2 separate regions of the Mus musculus genome follow, and region 2 is linked to region 1. The links are chromatin loops, found by intact Hi-C in ENCODE. Cell type or tissue: heart. All regions are shown on one strand. Each heading gives the region's core, and the rest is flanking DNA. Links, peaks and the distances in the headings are about the cores only. Region 1 has its middle 68 kb from the start of Gm52623. Region 2 holds the start of Gm23175 (a small nucleolar RNA gene).

Region 1 (9,446 bases), core at 827-8,826:
AATACCAAATGCAGTCTAGCAGGGATGCCTATGCCTTTCTCGGGGCCTTCTGTGTGCTGACGATGAATGACCCAGGAAGCAATCCAAGATGAGCATGTAGAGTCCTGGCTTACAACGTCTCAGTCATTAAAACAATGGCACAGTTGCATTTTTTTTCCCAAAATTCACAATTATGTTACTATATTAAATATATCCACAGACTTTTGGAAATATAAATAGAAGCCCGCTGATCCCCATAGCCAGGGCGATAATCCAGGGTCTGACTCACTGAGCAATGTGCCTCTCCAAAATTATATGACTTTAGGTTATAAAGACTTTCTGTCCCCTAAAAGCACAGACAGGGTACTAAATAAACACCTTTAGCAAGCTGGAGGAAAGCCTCCAAATAAGTGAATTATTTTAGAACGTTCTTCGTGTTTACAGTTCCCCCTTTCTCTCCCCATTCCTCTCTCTATACCTGTAACCCTTGGCTTATATATATTGTCTCACTGCACAAATGGTGGATTGTACTAGCCGTACAGACACCTGAGGGGTTTTTGTTTTTGTTTTTTGTTTGTTTGTTTGTTTTTTAGAAACCATAAATGTTATTTGTTCAGGGTCTAAGGTATATCTCAGTGCTTGTCATGAATGAAACCCTGGGGTTCGATCCCCTGTACTGCGTAAACCAGGCATGGTGTGCATGATTGGAGAACTGGAAGAAGGAGGCTCAGGAGTACAGGGCCACCCTCAGCTACATAGCAAGTCTGAAGCTAACCTGAGCTACATGGAAGCCTCTATCCAAAAAAAAAAAAAAAAAAAAAAAAAAGTGACAGGCAGGAGAGACATTTCAGTGGTTCAAATTATCATTCCTGCACAGGACATAGGTTGGATTCCCAGCACCTCATATGGTGGCCACAGGTTCAGGTGATCTGATTCCCTCTTCTGGCCTCTGTGGGCAGCCAGGTGTGTGCATACTGCACAGAAATACAAACAGGTGAAACAGCCATCATACACATAAAATTAAAAAATAATTAATTTTAGAAAATTAAAAGACAGTGATTTTTTTTCTTTCTTAAATTTTCTATGAGGACATAAAAGTGATTCTCTCTTTGGCCACACCTGATGATCCCCAAAAAGAGGGCGATAAAATTGTGTTATAGATGTCATTTGTAAACCATAGATGGCCAAGCACTTGCTATGTGTCCAAGGAAGTTTGTATCTATAAAGATGTCACTCCCCTAGGAGGTAAGAGGGACTCATGATCTGGGACCTGTATCTAGATCTTCAGCACTGCAAGGTGAGCTTAGATCTTCATCGAAGGGTGTCCTGCTGGCTCCCACCTTAAAGCTGTGCCTGGGCAGAGTGCCTAGCCTTCCCTCTGTTCATAGCAACAACAGCTGAGAGTCTGCAAGTCACTAAGCATTGGTTCATGTTTCTAGGCCCCTGTAGTCTAGCGCACATGCTCTCCTCCATCTCTGTCTGCAACTATCTTACTAGGAGGAAAAATACCTCCATCTCTGACGTGGCTCAGAGCGCTGTGGAGGGAGTCTGTCATTAGCACGGGCAGTGAGTTTAAGCCTTCCGTATGACAAGAAAAGCAATGTCATATGGTGGATGATCTTGACATCATCTCCTAAAAGACCTACAGTGGTTGAGAATCATGGTCAAGGCTCTATGAGCCACATAACACCAAGGTTTTAAACCAAAGGCAGGAGCAAAGGACTGAGTGACTTAAAGGAAAATCTATGCAGAAAATGCTGTACTGTGATCACCGCCTTAGAGCGGACCATTGCAAACCTAAACCTCTCTGTGTTGATCCTGGAGATGCAGCTGCCATCTTACAACACCTCCCAGCCATCTTCTCGTCCTAGATATGATCTCTGGCATAAGCTTTTCCTTGCTTGTTTAGTGTGCAAATTTAAAGTATCACTTTTCACGTCCACAAGGATGAACTGTGTGAGATAAGCAAGACATGTAGGACTCCGTCACAGAGGGGTGTTTCTTGGCGAGTTGTTTTTCCTTCGTTGCCTTCTCATGTTCTAACTGGGCTTACTCCTCTACCAAAGCTTTCTGTTCAAATCTAGTCTCTAAGAGCTTGGTCTTGTCCCCATGGGAACTCACCCTTTTATGAGGTCTTTGGTTTGGTTTCAGTTTGGGTTTTAACCTTTGATTCAGTCACCACAGCAACTAGAAACAGTGAAATCTCTGAGCACGGCTGTTGGAGAGATAGTCCTGGTGTCCTGTTTAAAGTCCTGCTGAAGAATACACTTTTAGGGCAGTGTCCAAAACACCCATGTGGTTTTCCTTCAAGGAAAATATGTGGTGGGATTGTTTGTGCCCACACAGGATGTCCATTACCACTAAGCAGGATAGCAACTGTCGCCATACAGGAATTAGGGGTTAAGCTGAGCTTGGCACTGGGCTAAGACATATTCACATCTGGGTGTTAAGACAAACTGGACTACTCTTGTGTGCCACAATATGACTGGGTTAAAGATGGATACAGAAGAAAGGGGTCCAGAAACAGAATCAGACACATGGAGAACTGGGTGGAACATGAAGAAAGACTTAAAAAGAAAACCTCTGGTGCTGACCAGCCAAGAAAGTGCTCTGGAAACCAGGGGTGCTCAAGAGAGTTTGACAAGATATGCAAAGTAAATCTTCCCCTCCCCATAGGAACATCACTGTGTGCTTTCTCACCCATGAAAGCAGATTAGATTTTACAAATTCAGAGAAGAATTGAGGTCTATGGCTCTGGACTGTCTTGGAACACAAACTAAAAGAGGATGTGGTTCCTAGTGTATATTTTCAATTTGAATGGATCTGGAATCAACTTAGAACCAGCCCCTTGACCACACTGATAGAGATCTGGAGACTCATCTACCATGGCTGACAGCATTCCCTGGTTGGGACCCTGGACTGTATAGAGAAAGGGAGCTTGGGAGCAGCCTGTGCTGACCCGTCTCAGCTTTCCAGCACTGCACACAGTGTGACTGACCCGTCTCAGCTTTTCAGCACTGCACACAGTGTGACCAGCTCCCTCAAGCTCCTGATGCCACGATTTCCCTGCCAAGAGGAGCCAAAATGAACCCTTTCTCCCTTAAGCCAGGGCGTTTTATCACAGTACCAGAAAGCGAACTAAGACAGAAAACATAAATACACTAGGCAGGACAGGAGCCCCAGAAATCTGTGTTACCCCTCAAAAAGCACCAGACATCTGTGTTACCCCAAAAGATGCTTAGGCATGAGAAGAGCACAGGCCTACACTCTCACGATGCCTGTATGAACAGACATCAGTACTGACTCCCTCTGATCTTGCTTTCCCCTCTGTGAGACCGTGACTCTAGATCTGTGAGGGTGAGCAGCATCATGGGTGACGTACTTACTGTGTGAGATGGTGGGGTTTTCCACTTTTGTTTCTGCTGCAATAAATATTGAGTCTAAAGGAGCTTGACTCAAAAAATAATTAGTATGTGACCTTTTTATATGTGTGGTTCCTTTGTCCCTGAGTCTTAGACCTAATTATTTACAGCGGCTACATCAAAACCCATGCAGAGGTGGGGCTACAAGAGAATGTATGTCCTGTATTGGGTCACCCATCTTCCCACTACAGTTTTAGTGCATGGTGGAAGTTGGTACTCTTCCCTCCAGGGTCATGGGTCACTGGACCAATCTTAGTGTTGATCAAAATATGCGTGTGCTTTGTTCTCGCTGCCCACAGAACCTGGATGCCTCTGGGTTTATAGTGATGTTATTGTCTAAGGAAGCCCATTGCTCATCACCATGTAAGGTGAGTGGACCAATCATCATGCTTACAAAGAGAGGGCACCTCCCACATCTTCTCAAAGGCATCCCATGTGACAGCTAGAGAGAGTGAGATTCTACCAACATGACAGTGAACAGCCCAGAGCAGCACTCACAGAGCCTAGAGTTAAGACCAGCCAGCCCCTTTTCTGTACCCTGAAAACAGAAAGCAAGCACCCCCTGGTAGGGCGGCCTAGGGACCATCAGAACCTCAGGGCACAGACCCTTCCATGCCAGGGGAGGTAAAGTCCAGCTTGAACCTCCGCCTCCTCTCAGGTTCTCCAAGCCCCTCGAGAACACTGGAAGTTTGGTGGCCTCTGTGATGGAAAACAGCCTTGACTCTTAACAAAAGTCTCCAAGCAGCCCTAACAAGAAGGCAGGACACCAAAACCCTCAAAAAAGTCTCAGACTCACCAGCACCTCTCAGAAATCTCACCCTCTATTCCTGTAACTTTTGAAGATACCCCACAGATCTTAGATTCCTAAGATCCCTGGAATTAGCTGATCGGCGGTTGCTTTGGCTTTACAAAGAATAAAATATGTAGTATATCAGTTGTTATGTCAAAGAATAGGGGGCTTGCAAGCCAGAAATGCAATGATCCTGGTGACCCAGTCACTACTCAGGGATTAACCAGCTCTCCAGGTCCCCAGCACACGGACAGCAATCTTATACAACACTGTCTAAACCAGAGGGAAGCAGAAATTCTCACGGCTTTACCACCAAGAGCCATCAGAGGTTCTCAAAACTTTAAGCAGGCAGCTAAGCATCCACGGGCTGAACCGTTAGGCCCCATGGGCTTTCTGGTCTGATTACACATTTCTAATACCTTCTTTGCAGAGACACTTCACCTAACATAAAGTATGTCCATTTCAGCAGAAGCACTCTGATAACCCTCAAGAAAAGTTATGAAAAATAAGATATTGATTGTACACGAGACCAGCTAACAGCACACATTATCGATGCCGAGGGTCAGCAATGATGGGGGTCAACACTGTAAGGCATCGTTCCCAGATACTGATGTGGGTCAGCACATAGAGTACCACACCACCTCACCGATAGGTTACTACACGCTAACTGACTTGCTCTTCCTCCTGTGCCCAGCCCCGTCCCTCAGGTTTCAGTCTACTATCCAGGAACTGTTATAATCAGAGGTAAAGCCCTTTGAAACTGCAATACCAGCACAAACCAGTACCCCAGTGCCACCTTCACGGCAGCTGGCCAGGCATGCTGTTTCAAAGTCAGGCGTTAGGAGGCAGCAATGACTCAAAACCTCGAGGCTTGGAGATGTGGCTTCAGGAAGTTGGCAAAAAGGAACAGCCAGAGTGTGGAAAACAGACCTGTCTGAGGCAATCCTCTGGGAATTCAGATTCCATGTGACAAACCGTCAGAGGGACATGGCTTGTCCCTCATCAAGACTCGTGTGAGACCACCTGAGTCCTGTATTGTGCATTGCATCTCTCTATTAGACAATAACAACAACAAACCTTCAGCCAAGAGTCTAAAGAGTTAAACAGTCCTTAAAGCCCCTGATCTCACTGGGTTGTTTTGCTCTTGGCTCTGGGAGCAGGAAGGCTGCCTCTGTGGGGTTCTGCGCCTCACCTTTGAAATGTGGTCTTCAGTATAAACACTTTTCATGCCACCCTGAGACAGGAGAGCTGGCTGTGCTCATTTATGCCATTCTGGCTGAGCTACCTCTCAAACTTAAAATAACACTGTGGCTACTTACAAGTGCCAATGTTCCGTTTGCCTTTTTAAGATTACCTGTGGCATGGGCTCTAATCCAAAGTATAAGGTTTCAGGTAACTGATCTGTCTGACTTCTGGGACGTTAAAAATGCACTTTTCCCTTTCTCAAACAGGAAACTACCTTTGTTATTTGTATTATGGTTCATTGAAATGTTTAAATGACAAGACATTTTGCTTAAGTCACCTTTAAAATGGTTTGACTTTTAAGTAGCAAAACAACTCCTCTCTCTCTCTCTCTCTCTCTCTCTCTCTCTCTCTCTGATGTTTATTGTGAGAAAATATGTTCACATAATTTTTGCTACAATTTTACCTCATGCATAAATGGAGAGAAATCATGATGACTGGAACTTAAAAGGGAAATGTACAAGGGGTGCTTAGCTCACAGAAGCAACCCCAGAGCTAGTGCCTGTGATACTCACAGGGTATCTTAAACTACTACACTAGCACGCGTATGTTCCATGCCACACAAAGCTCAGCATCACAGATCACAAGAGGAAGCAGCACTGAGAACGTTGATTGTCACCAGTAAAAACCAGCTAAGTCAACCAGAATTCACATCAAACAACGCAAACGTGGCAGGAAGCTCCCTTCCCTTCAAGGAGTGCGTGCTTATCCCAAACGCCTCCAACAAGCAAACCTCAGCTCTGTTGCAACGAATCCTGAACAGGGATGGAAGAAAACAGCTCACGTTACTTACTGTTCTTAAGCCGTCTATCCACACATCCTTCTGGCTCCGACGGGTGAAGAGGGGTTGGTGAGAAGAAATCTAGCAGGCAAAAAGAAGAGGGAAGTAAGTGTTAGTCGTCGGGAAACTCACATCTGCGGGTTCTCTTGAAGCAGTCCCCACAAGATCCCAGCACACGCAGAGAAAGGAAAAAGTTGGCAGAATCCTCACACCTTCATTCTTTCCAATCACGCGGAGCTCCAAACTTTCCCTGCTCAGACCGCTCAGTCTCCTGGACAGCGAGACGTCCAACTTCGGCCCCACTGGAGACGACTGAGTCCACAGAGCCACGGTAACTTCAACACCCGGTCCACAGCTCCCGCTTCTCTCCCATTCTCCATTCACTTTTTTCCCTTCCTAGGGAACGCTCATAGGTCTGTTCTCCGTGCCCCCCTAGTCAGGCCTGGCTTTGAAATGCATTTCAATCTCTCCACACAGACTGCTTTCATTGCATTTAGAGTCCCACTAAGGCCCAGCTTTAAAAGCTACGGATTCTTTTTTTCTTTAGCCTTCCTCACAAAGGAAGGGTATTTTGTAAATTACCAGCTCGTTCAGATCAACAAAAGGTACTTTCATAGAAAGCCCCATTTCATTTTGCTCAAATTTGATTACAAGGATGGAGAAAAGGGAAGGAAGTCAAAAAGAAAGCCCCAGATGGCTTCTCCATTCATCGCCGTGAATGAGCTTTATCTCTGCCTTTTGAAACCGCAGCCGTGGAAAAGCATTTCTGTTGGCTTAAAAAACTTGACAAAAATTATTGGTTTGCCATTTCTCATGCAACAGCCATTGGGAACTGGATGAAAAGACTTTTTCATGGAATCGCCTGCTTGGATCAAAATAATGGAGATTAGGTATTTCATTATAAATTACAGTGGGAGATAGAGCGCCTGTCATATTAATAGCTACCTGCTCGTGGCCTTCAATGTAGCTGTTCTCCTAGACAAAGGACCAAGAGGGTTGTCTATTGAGCTTGTACTTTAGGCCTGATCAATTTTCTATCATCAAGGCAAAAGGTGAGATGACTAACAAAGGAATTCACACATGACTGACCTCATAAGCCTATAGATAAAACAGCCTAAAGAGGCAAAATACATCCTGAAATTATGGATGATAAACTACATAAAGATGGAGAAGAAAACAGAGTGGAGGACGGGAGAGGAGAGCAGTCTCTATAATTCTCCCTCTTTTGGCCAAATGGACACATTAAAAGCGACTTGTTCTCAGCTGCAGATAATTGCAGCCTGTGGTTTGCAGTGGTCGGCTAGAAATCCTTCCGCCTACTCCTTTCCCCCCTCGGCACCGTCTCAGTCATTTCATTCGCTATTAACGGCAGCATTGTGTTCAGGATAAAGCATCTACCAAGTCACACTTAAAAACTGAAAAATGGAAAAGAATCGCAAACGGCACAAGCTTCTGATGCTGTGCTGTGGAAGATGGTATTTATTCTCTGCTCCAGGTTCCTGACCAGCATGGCAATTCCGTTAGGAACCTAAAGCAGCTTAGAGTCTGAGCTGTACCCACTGGACGCAGTGATGATGCTCTCAGACACCAGCGAAAACAAGCTCCTTCAGAAAGGGAATGGGTGCTTCTGGTTCATCCCATCTCGGGGGTTACTTTATATTTCTAATCAAAGTCACCCAGATGACTGCAGGTATAATTGAAGTCCTTTACCCTCTGCTATTGCAACAGAATTGCCATAGAATTGCCCACAACTTTCCTAAATAGAAAACAGGGCTAGACTTTCTGGCCACTAGTTCATTGCTTTTTGAATTCAGGGTGATTGTAAAGAAAGTATCTTTTAGGAATAAAAACCAGGGTTCAGTTATCCCCATAACTGAAAATACAGCCTAACATTGCACATACAATACATAATACACCTAATACTAGATAAAAACCTATGTGAGTAGGGGAAATTTTCTGTGCTATTTTAAACCACAGAGCAATATAAGGTTATTAATATAAAAGGGCTTTTAACTGCCTGAAAGCTTGAAAAATACTATAAATATTGGCCATGGCAGCAATTGTCAAAATGAGGCCACATTTGGATGGGCACCTGTGACCGAACTTAATGGCTTCCAGATCTTGGGCATGAGCGGCTTTAGTGTACACTCACATACACAATGGAAGCACTATGATAACATAAAGGTCATTTATGTACGGATCAGGAAACAAGAATATGATGTGATCTTTGCTGAAGTCAATGGTTGCACATTGTCTTGGACTGAACTGCCTTCATTTGTTTATCAGAGAGCCCTGGAGCCTTAGACTGTCTTCATCATTTCAAGATAGAAAATTCAAGGTTATTAACTGGTAGGTGCCAGTGAACAGACAGGCTCTTCCAAGCATGGTATAAACTTGACTTGGCATGAAGCTCACAGAGGGTAATATAGAACACATCTTAGGAGTCAGAAATTCTATGTAGCCCTTGACCAAGTTATTCTACCTCTAGGAATTGACCCAATAAAAACCACCAGAAAATGAAGATAAAGATTACTAGCCCTTCCCCTGAAAGATATTTACTGCCCTTTTCCTTTCTTTTGCTGTAATAAACACCACACACAAAAGGGACTTGGAGAGGAAAGGGTCCGTTTGGCTTCAGTGTCACTATTGCAATCCATTGTGGCAAGCCAGACAGAAACAGAGGAAGAAACCATGGAGAAACACTGCTTACCAGCTTGCCCTCCATGATTTGTTCAACTTGTTTTTCTTTATATATATATATATAAAACTCAGAACCACTTGTCAGGGGATGGCACTGCCCACAGTGGGCTGGGCCATCTCACATCAATCACTAACTAAGGAAAACATCTTCACAAACTTGTCTACAGGTCAATCTGGTGGGAACATTTTCCCAAGCAAGGGTCACTCTTCCCAGGTGACACTAGCTTGTGTCAAACTGACAAAAATCTAGCCAGCACACCTACCAAAAGTGGATCAGAGAAGTGGTTAGGGACACAAAATCAGAAAGCAGACTCGCTGAGCCCCAGTGACAATAAGTTGGTGGCTTTGGTCTTCTATGCGTTGGCTCTCACACCTGTAAATCAGACTCAGACTTTTAACCCTAGAGCTTGGAAGACTGAAGCAGGAGGAGGAGTTCCAGGCCACTGCAGCCTCTGTAGTAGTTCTAGTCTAGCCTGAGCTACTCTATCACAAAAAAGGGGTCAAAGGGGTAGTGGATGAGGTGTGGTGATGC
Region 2 (9,446 bases), core at 887-8,886, 240 kb after region 1:
GTCCATTCCCCACACCTGAAGGAATGCACTAACAATGGTTACCTTTGGGCCCACACGGATTCAGGAGAAATTGGTCCTTGTTGGCCATTAGAACTGTTTTGTTTATAGGTAATTTTCAAGCTGTTAAAATGTCATAAAGCCTTATAATCATATAAACTATATATATATTACAGTAAAGTCATAATAAAAGAAATAAACACACACACACACAGATCAGGGACCAAGAGGATGGTTCAGTAAGTACGTGAGAGTTTAAATACCAGTACACATTTAAAGATGACAGGTGTCACGGGATACCTTTGTGATCTAAGCACTGAGAGTCATGGCCAGCCAGTCTAGACTAACTGTTGACTAGGTCAGTGAGAAACCTTGTTTCTACAGGAGGCAGACAGCATAGCTGAGGATGACATCAGAGGCTACGCTCTAGTCTTCACACACATGTACACTACACCACCACCACCCATTCTCACCACCCCAGCCCTCCAAACACACACTAAGAGAGAAAATGAGAACCAGGATTAAGGAAGAGAACTCATTCTTGTGACAGATTATTTTCTGTCACTGTTATTTCTGTTGCAGTGAGCACAGGGTGAGCGATGGGTAAACACAGAATGCAGGGTCTAAAGGAGCTCAGATACTGTCATTTACAATCAAATAAGCAACTGCAGGCAAGGTATCAATCACCATGACCGCACAGTGCAGCCTAACGGTTCACACTAGCACATTGGGTTGTCCTATGTGCTAGCAGCCTATTGGCCTGCAGAGCAGGAGTCCTTCACAAGGATTGGTGGGGAAGGGGGATTACAGGCTGGGTGGCGGCGAAAGGAGACACCCATCAGAAGTGCCCCAGTACTTTGTGTTGTAGACTGGAAGAACACACAGCCACATGCAGCCTTTAGCTCTTCTTCCAAGTCCAGAGATGCCCAAAGGTCATGGTTCAGAACTCAGCGTCCTTCCAAGCGCATATGCATACTAACTTTGCTACAGATGATTTTGTATTGGATAAAAGCTGACTTGAGGGACTGCCTTTGCTTATAAAAGAAGAATTTAACTATAAAAAAAAATTCCCTGCAATTAAAGACTTGGCTAGAGTTAGAGTTATGTGACTTCCCATAATGACTGAGAGACAGGTGTCTCAGGAAGTGGAAGCTACAAGAGACTGACAGAGCTTGACAGGCGAAATGCCACTGACCAGGATCTCGTGGCCAGCATAGTCGAAGTGGTTTCTTGATTGGAGAGGGTATAAAGAGATGGACAGAAAGGAATGTCAGAGACTAAAATAACTGACATCATTATTCATTGTTGTGAGTGCATATAGTGTGTGTGTGTGCGCACGTGCATGCATGTAACATGGCACATATGTGGAGATAGCATGGCAATACTATGGAGTTGATACAATTCACTCATATTTACATGGACTTGAACTCGGCTCACTAGGCTTACAGGCCTTTACCCACTGAGCCGTCTCCAACCAAAAGTGGCATTTTGACCATGCAAGGGAGAATGAATGACCTTGTTTCTGGGTTCTTGGGCAAGTGTTTATACAACCATCAGAAGTACCGAGTGTCATTGTTACCAGTTCTGTGGAGCTTCACACACACTGCATGGCAGCAATCCAATGTCTGGCCAAGCCGCAAGCAGTTTCACCAAGGCTTTGAAGCAGCAGTGTGACCCTCCCTTTCTATGGCAGATTTCCAATGAAATAGATCAGTAGTCAGACCCACTTTGAGAAGAAACTGACCTCCTGTGTTGGATGCTTCCTACGACTGAATGATAGGAAAGCCTTTGGTTTACCAAGTGATTTCACCTGGTCTCACCATGTAGCCCAGGCTGCCCTCAGTCTCACCACACTCCTGCCTCTGTCTCCCACAGGCTGATATTACAGACGTGTTCCACCATACCCAATTTGGTTATTCTAGTTTTTCCTCTTTAAAAATACAAAACAAAACAAAACAAAACACTTACCTGCCACTGAAGGCATTGCAGATGTGGCTGCTGTGTCACATGTGCATCAGAAGGTGGCAGAGGGGAGAGACGCTATGAGTATGCTCAGTGTTCTTTCCTACGAACATCTGAATGATTAGCAGCCTAACTTACCTCCCTGAAAAAAAAGCAAGCCCGAGATAACCAACAGTCTGGTGCCATGGAGTCTGGACATCATGCAGGCCTGGAGGTGGGGAGGTGGCAGACCACACCAGAGATGACGCCTGCCTGGTGCCATAATGCATGGGCGAGGCATAGCACTCCTGAGATGAGTCTAGCACTCAGATACTCTGAGTACCATTAAGCAAGTAAGTGGTGGAGAAATGGAAGAGAGAGAGAGAAACAGAAGGATGTGGGCACAGAAGAGAGGCAGAACTAGAGACTCGAGGGTAGTGAGGAACAGCCTGATGTGAGTAGCCAGTGATGCCATCTGGAACCATGGTGGGGTCCTGGCTTGTGCTGCCACTAGGGGCTACATCTGGGTCCATGGCCCTGCAGCAGAAGGGGGTCTGTTACTACCAAAGACCAGGCAGACACCTAATTCCTAGTTTGGGCTTCGGTCTGGGGAAATGTTGATGCATGAGGGCTGTGTGGAACTGGCCTCATCACTTGCCTGGGCATTGTGGAAGAGCTGGCCCTAGGGACACAGAACAGGAGAGCGGAACCCACCCTCAGCCAGCTGCAGTACTTGGAAGAACCAGCCCCGCACGTTTCAGGAGTTGCAGGTTGAGCCAGCTCTGACAACACCAACATGGGAAAGTTGGCCCTGCCACTTGACTCTGGTGCAGTTTGCTTTGGCATGGACAAGAGAGATCTGGTCCTGGGGTCATGAGAGTAGGAGAGTGGACTCTTACCCTCACCTGTTGTAGCACTCAGGAGATCTGGCCCTATACCTCTACTGAACAACGCAGTAGAGCTAGCCTTAGCTGTGGGCATTGCAGATAAGCCAGCCCTGAGGGCATGAGCACGGGAGAGCTAGCCCTGCCTCTTAATGTCATTAATTGAGGTTACATGCCTATATGGATATGGATATACATATGGATCCTACACACATAAGCACAGCCTGCTCAGTATAATGTTACTTGTATGCACGTTTTCAGGGCTGACTGATTCGGATAATCACTTCACGTGATTTTCCTCGGGGAAGACTATTTCTACAGCTTGGCATTCCTCAGTTGCCTGTAGTTCTTTGTGTAGTGTTGAGGCCTCACGGTCTTTTCCTAGCAGTTTAGACATTCTTAAAAATGAAAAGATTCAGAAGTAGGAAGTCAGCCCAGTCTGTCAGCGGCTGGACGTGTCGGCATGAGGATCTGAGTTAACCTCCAGGAGCCGCTTTAGACAGACAAAGATGGGTGTGGTGCTGTGTGCTTGATAACTCTCTGCCTCTAGCCAGTCCTTGGTCTGGTGTCACAGGCTGATCTTGAACGCACAACATAGTTGAGGATGACCGTGTACTTCTCATCTTCCTGCCTTTACCTCCTGAGTGCTGGAGTTAAAGGCATATGCCAGCCCACTCTGTTGATGTGGTGCCGGGGACAGAACCCAGGTCTTTGTGCTTGCGATGCAGGTGCTCCATCAGCTAAGCTTCCAACCCTTTTTGCCTTGATGTCACACTGTCACAGAGAGGTTAGGTTCCCAGCCATCCACTGGAGGGTACCCAGTGCCTCTCAGAGAACATGACAAATGCGGACCTATGACTGGATCCACTCTGCCTGCTACTGCAAGGCAGTCTCCACTACGCACCACCTCCAGTTAGCTCATCGTTAACGCCACAGAACGGAGATCGTGTTTGTACGTAACCCTTCCACCTTCCTGATTTTTCCCCTCTCAGAAGCTACGATTGGAGCAAAGAAAAGACAGAATATTAAAATTCCAGTTTTGCATTGCTGAACTACTTTCCCAAAGACTCTGACTGGTTAATTCTCACTGAGTGCTTGTCTAGCACCCACCGAGTCTTAGAATCCATCTCCAGCACCATGTAAACACACACACACACGCACACACACACACACACACACACACACGTGCGCATATATATGCATGCTTTTTATTCCAGCACTAAAATCATTCCATTGGATCCAAATGGCACCTTTGAGAGACTTGGAGGCAGACAGAATGGCACATCCTAAATTTGTCTATGAATACAGAGGTGTAACTTTTTGAGGTATCAAACCCTTAGAGATCCTTGGTACCACAGCCTGGATGCGTGCAAAAATAAAAATATAACCTCTGGGTAAGCTACAGTCTCTGGAAGTTCTTTTTTGAAGCCACCAAGAGCTTTCAGCCTTCTTGTGGTGTGATGGGTTCTGCCCTCTGTACTGCAGGTTCATTTCCTGTTTACTCATGCAATTACTTGGTCTTTCATAGGAGGGGTTTCCGTTAACTTTCAAACTACATTTCACATTCAGTGTTGATGTCTCAGCTTCCAGATGTAAATCTGTGAGACACTACAAAGCATATCTCAGAGGTATTCTTGGTATAAGAGAAAATCCATACTGATGTCGATTATTGGTGGCCTGAGGAGCTGAACAATCTTTAGGATGTTTGTGTACTGATTTTTCACTCTTGAAACACCACAGAAGTACCTCGGTGTCTATAGAAAACAACTTAAAGACCTTGTTTCAAATAACGCCCTAAGATTATTTTTGTGTAGAAGACGCGGACTGTTTCTATGGAAACAGGTTTTCTCTATTTCGTTCCGCTGCTGCCATCTAGAGGACAGGAGAAGTACAGCAAGTCCTAATGCGTCATTTTCCCCTGACCCAACCCCGCACCGTTGCCTGCTGCCCTTGAGTTAGTACCGCCCTGCTTATCTCCTGCCCTTTCTCAGTTTACATCACAGGGTTCTTGCCCAGAGAATAGATTGATCCTGTCCAGCTGAGCACAGGCGGATGCAGAGTGAGCCTGGTGCCTCTCAGTCCTCTCACACCTGTGGCTCCTCTCTCATCACGGATGTGAAGTAGGAAAGAGGTAGTTGATGAACTTGCTGTGGGATTCTTGGTGCCCGGCAGAATTCCTATGGAGGTTGCCAGGCACTGGAACCTTTTAGAAGGATTAGAATGTCCCCTTAAAGAATTCCCTTGCAGGGCTGGATTGGCTACCTTGCGAGCACAAAGTGATCTTGGTACCTCCCCCAGTCTCTCGACCACGCTGTGTTGCGCTTCCTGTTCAGTGAGCTGAGCCACCAGGGGTTCTCACCTGAAGCTGGGCAGGTGGCCCGACAGCTTCTTGAAGTTTTTCTGTGTCCTAATCTGTGAGCCAAAAGAAACTGCATAAAGTGTACCGTTTCAGAAATTGTTTTAAACTAACAGGAAGTGAACCTGCAGGCTTCCATCTCATCTGTTTTTAGGAAGAGACTTCTAGATTGAATACATAAAAGCCAAGTGGCAATAAAATTATGCATATCTCAGTTGCTCCATCAGTAATGGCACCAAGGCGCCTCAAAGTCGATACACAAGACGCTCCTCCCCAGGGATACCCACTGCCCCCTGGAACTTGCTATAATAGAGCATCCGTACCATTTTGCAGAAATTATTTAATTTTCTGCCTTCCACACAAAGCTATTGGCCTTCATCTGCTGATGATTGTTGTAGCCCTTACACCGAATAGACATCCCATGAGCGTTGTTAATGAATACATGAAGAGTATAGTTTAAAACCTTTAAGTTAGTTTCACCAGTTCTCAGAGTAGTTTAGTGTGGAACATTCCCATAATAGCGTAATTGCAGGTCAGTAGGCAGCCACTTCTGACAGGTGTGAGGTTACAAGGCTGGAGCCTCTGATCTGTCATTAGCTTCTTTACACCATCCCTGTCATTAGAAGGTGTGTTTGGACAAATTGTAACAAGTTTCTTAAGTGCAGACCAGCCGCAGTGCTGAAGCAGTAACACCTCTCTCCCCAGCATGGGGTAGTTAAACGGAGGGCTAGTTGGAGAAAAGCCACGCCCACTGTGAGCCTAGCAAAACAGTCACAACAATGAGCGAAGTTCGGACCACCAAATCAGGTGTGGAAGCCAGCCACAGCCCTAGGACGTGGGCTTCTCTCAGATAACCAAAGCCAAACAGTAAAGTCTAGGCAAACAGGGTCAAATTAACAACAATACAAACCACAGGGGAATTCCAATCGCAGCTGAGTGCAGAACAAGTGGGTCTACAAGTTGACTTTGATTCCCCAGTCCGGACCCCCTCTCTCCACCCACCCCACCCCTCCCCCTCCAACCCTCCATCCCCCACCCCCACCTCAAAACAAAAGGCACCCTGGGTCCTTCGTACTGGCAGATTACAGTGTCAGAGGCTGTGTTAGTGAATGGTCTGTGGATCAAAGGGACAGAATGGAGATACAGTTCAAGTAGCCAGAATTTTTTATATACCCCCTCCAACGCCCACAAGAAGACGGGTGGACCTTAGACTCACTATGCTGCTCAGGTTGGCTCAGAACTCGTGATTCTTTTGTGCTGGATGTGTGTACTCCCACACCAGGACAGAATTTAGTACTCGTAAAAAGTCCCACAGTGGTGGCAGGGCACAAAAGTGATGTAATTGGGCTACAATGTGACGTTAGAAAAATGTGCAATTGTTATAAATTCAATTATAGCTTAGACTTTAAGCAGACTTCTCTGGGGAACTACTAGCAATTTCAGTGGATGACGTCATAGCCCTTCCTTCCTTCCTTCCCTCCCTTCTCTTTTTCTTTATTCCAGTATGCTATGAGAGTGATGCAGGCTGTCACCCTCTACAAGACTGGCTGTTGGGACTGTCACTACCCTTAACACACGTGTGGCTCAGCTGTGGCCCTAGCATCTTCCTCCTGACTGCCTTCTTCACCACTTGTGGTTTTTAAAACAAACAAACAAATAAACAGGGTTCAGGGTCAGGTCCTCATGCATGCAAGGTGGGCACTTTACTGACTGAGCCTCTATCTATCTAACAATACCAACATTATCACTATTTTACATTTGTCCATTTATTTATTGTGTGTTTGACATGAATACTTGTATGGAGGTCAGAGAACTTGTGAGAGTCGATCACCTGCCCCTGCAGACCCACCTCCCTGGCCTCATCATCGCTATTTTCAAATGGTGAACAGTTACAAATACGGAATAAACATCTGCTGCCTGTTCGCACCTGTTTGCCTTGTTTTCTAGTCTCTGTTTGAAATGTGCATCATCATCTGTTATATTGTGTGGAAACAATCACGGAGTTTCCCTGCTCCCCAGAAGGCTGCCTGCTGGAGAGGAAGCTGCAGGGCTCTGAGCACACAGCTCTCTCACTGCACCTGATGCCCCTCTTAGGTAATCCCATCCGGGCTTTGAATCCTACCCATCCTCTAGCATAGGATGCTCGGATCCTGTACTTAGAGCCTCACTGTGCCCCATGTTCATGCAGTTATCTCATTTCTTCTTAAATGGCTAGCCATGGACTGCATCCCCTGTTACTCCCCCCATCTACCTGGCTTTACCCTGACCATAAATGGTCCCATCTTTTGACTGATTGTCTTTCAAATGTGGGTAGTTGGTTATTCTTTTTCTTCATCTTCAAAATTTCTTTCTAATCTGAAGCCTAGTGAGGCGACTCCCTGGGTGAAGAAGGTACTTGCTGGGGATGCCTGGAACCCCCTCCCCCCAAAAGGTCCAGATGCAAAAGCGTGCATGACCAAGCCAGCTCAGTCAGTCAACAGGTTCTCCCTCCAGCGCAGAAGTGAGGATTAAAAAGAAAAAAGTCAATTAGACAACATTGTAACATGACCCCAGCCAGTTCTGAGGCAGGTTTATTTTTTCCTAATCTGCTTTTATACCATTTTAATTACATGCAAGTACTAAGATCAGTTCTAGGTTGAGGAACAAGCAAGACAATAAACACAAATAGTCAAGGAACAAGCAAGGCAATAAACAAAGTCCCATGATCACTCCCGTGATCATGGTTTCTAAGGGCTTATCAGGATGACCAAGATATCTAAGCCTACTTCCCTGTCCTAGCCCAAAGTCATATTCTTGCCTGAAGCTACTTCTTTGTTCTAGCCTAAAATTAGATTCCTGCCTGAACTTACTTCCCTGTTCTAGCCTAAAATTAGATTCTTGCTTAACCTTACTTCCTTGTCATAGCTCAATGTCAGATTCCTGCTTGAAGCCCATTTCCTTGTCCTGGCCCAATGTCAGATTCCTACCAAGTGGCCCCCAAACGCTCTCCACACATTTGAATCCAAACATTCGAAGCCAGCAGGTCAGCTGGCTTGAAGTATGCACACTAACAGAAGCAAGAGAGACCCAGACTAAAAACAAGAGAGAAGGAGAAAACTCACTTCTGAAAGTTTTAGTCTAACCTCTACACGCGCACACAGACACAGACACACAGACACACAGACACACAGACACACAGACACACAGACACACAGACACACACACACACACACACACACACCAAATAACACATGTCTAGCCAAGCAGCTCTTGACTGAAGTAGAAGTTAAAAGCTGTTTGATTCTTTTTCATTCCCTGTGTCCATATTCTACACAGCACACAGAAAGATACTTTCAAATTGTAAATTGCATTCCTCTGCAGTCAGAGTAAAACCTAAACTTTCATGTGAAGCCCGCCTCACTCTGCTTCCCAATTCCAAAGCCCCTCTGTGCAAGTTCATTCTCCATAAGGTTTGGGCCTCATTTTTTCCATTCCATGGAAACATCTACTTCCTCAGCTTATACAACACTTGAGTCATAGAAATCTGAAACGAGGCCTGGGCTGGGGTGCTCCAAGCCTAGAACTCATGAAAACCATTGTGCGTGCTGGCACACACCTGTAGTCCCAGCACCAAGGTGAAGAGTCAGGTGGCTCTCAAGGGCTTCCTGGCCAGGCAGCCTAGCCTACTTGGTGATTCTTGGATCAGGGAGAGAAAATAAGTGCCTAAGGCTGATATTGTCCTCTGCCTCCACATGCATGTGCATATGCAGGTACCCATATGAACACACACACACACACACACATACACGCAGATACACAATGTAAACCCGTCCTCACCTCCTGTCATATTAGCTAATTTTATTTTTCTTATTACTTCATTAACACATTTACATTTGCTCTCCTCTATGAGAAGATATAAACACCCAGACTCCATGGTCCTCTCTACTTTGCTTGTGAAGGTATGTGATGGTGTCATTTATGCCTACAATGACACTCAATGAATTTTATTAGCGGATGAATCACTTCCCCAAGACTCCCCGGAACTCATCATGCAGAGTGTATGTATATGTCTGTGTCATAACTGTCTTATTAAATGGAGATTTTTTTAATTAATTATTTTATTTATTTACATTCTAAATATTCCCCTCCCAGTCCCTGCTCCCAGAGTTCTTCACTCTATCCCCCTCCCCTTTACCTCTAAGAGGGTGCTCCCCCTCCCATCCATCCTCCCACATCACCCTTCCCTGGGGCATCAAGTCTCTATAGGATTAGGCGAATCCTCGTCCACT

Evidence for each region. A loop is a pair of places that touch in the nucleus more often than their neighbours do. Peaks named below come from ENCODE experiments on the same cell type or tissue, not always from the same donor. Only the 100,000 strongest peaks of a DNase experiment are listed, where the experiment ranks them.
Region 2: a loop joins it to region 1, with 10 times the contacts of the local background. A loop is called at or near these places in 13 of 42 quality-filtered maps.

What each region holds. Positions count from the first base shown.
Region 1 is chr3:34,194,010-34,203,455 of GRCm38, reverse strand. No RefSeq gene overlaps it. Among named protein-coding and RNA genes, the nearest start is that of Gm52623, 68 kb to the left of the region's middle. In heart, for the core only: a CTCF peak has its summit at 5,025; no DNase peak of the experiment used is centred there; H3K4me3 peaks cover 602 bases; H3K27me3 peaks cover 2,467 bases.
Region 2 is chr3:33,951,719-33,961,164 of GRCm38, reverse strand. It overlaps Gm23175 (a small nucleolar RNA gene), which reads left to right and starts at 1,965; the gene lies at 1,965-2,096. In heart, for the core only: no CTCF peak of the experiment used is centred there; a DNase peak (open chromatin) is centred at 4,734; H3K4me3 peaks cover 934 bases.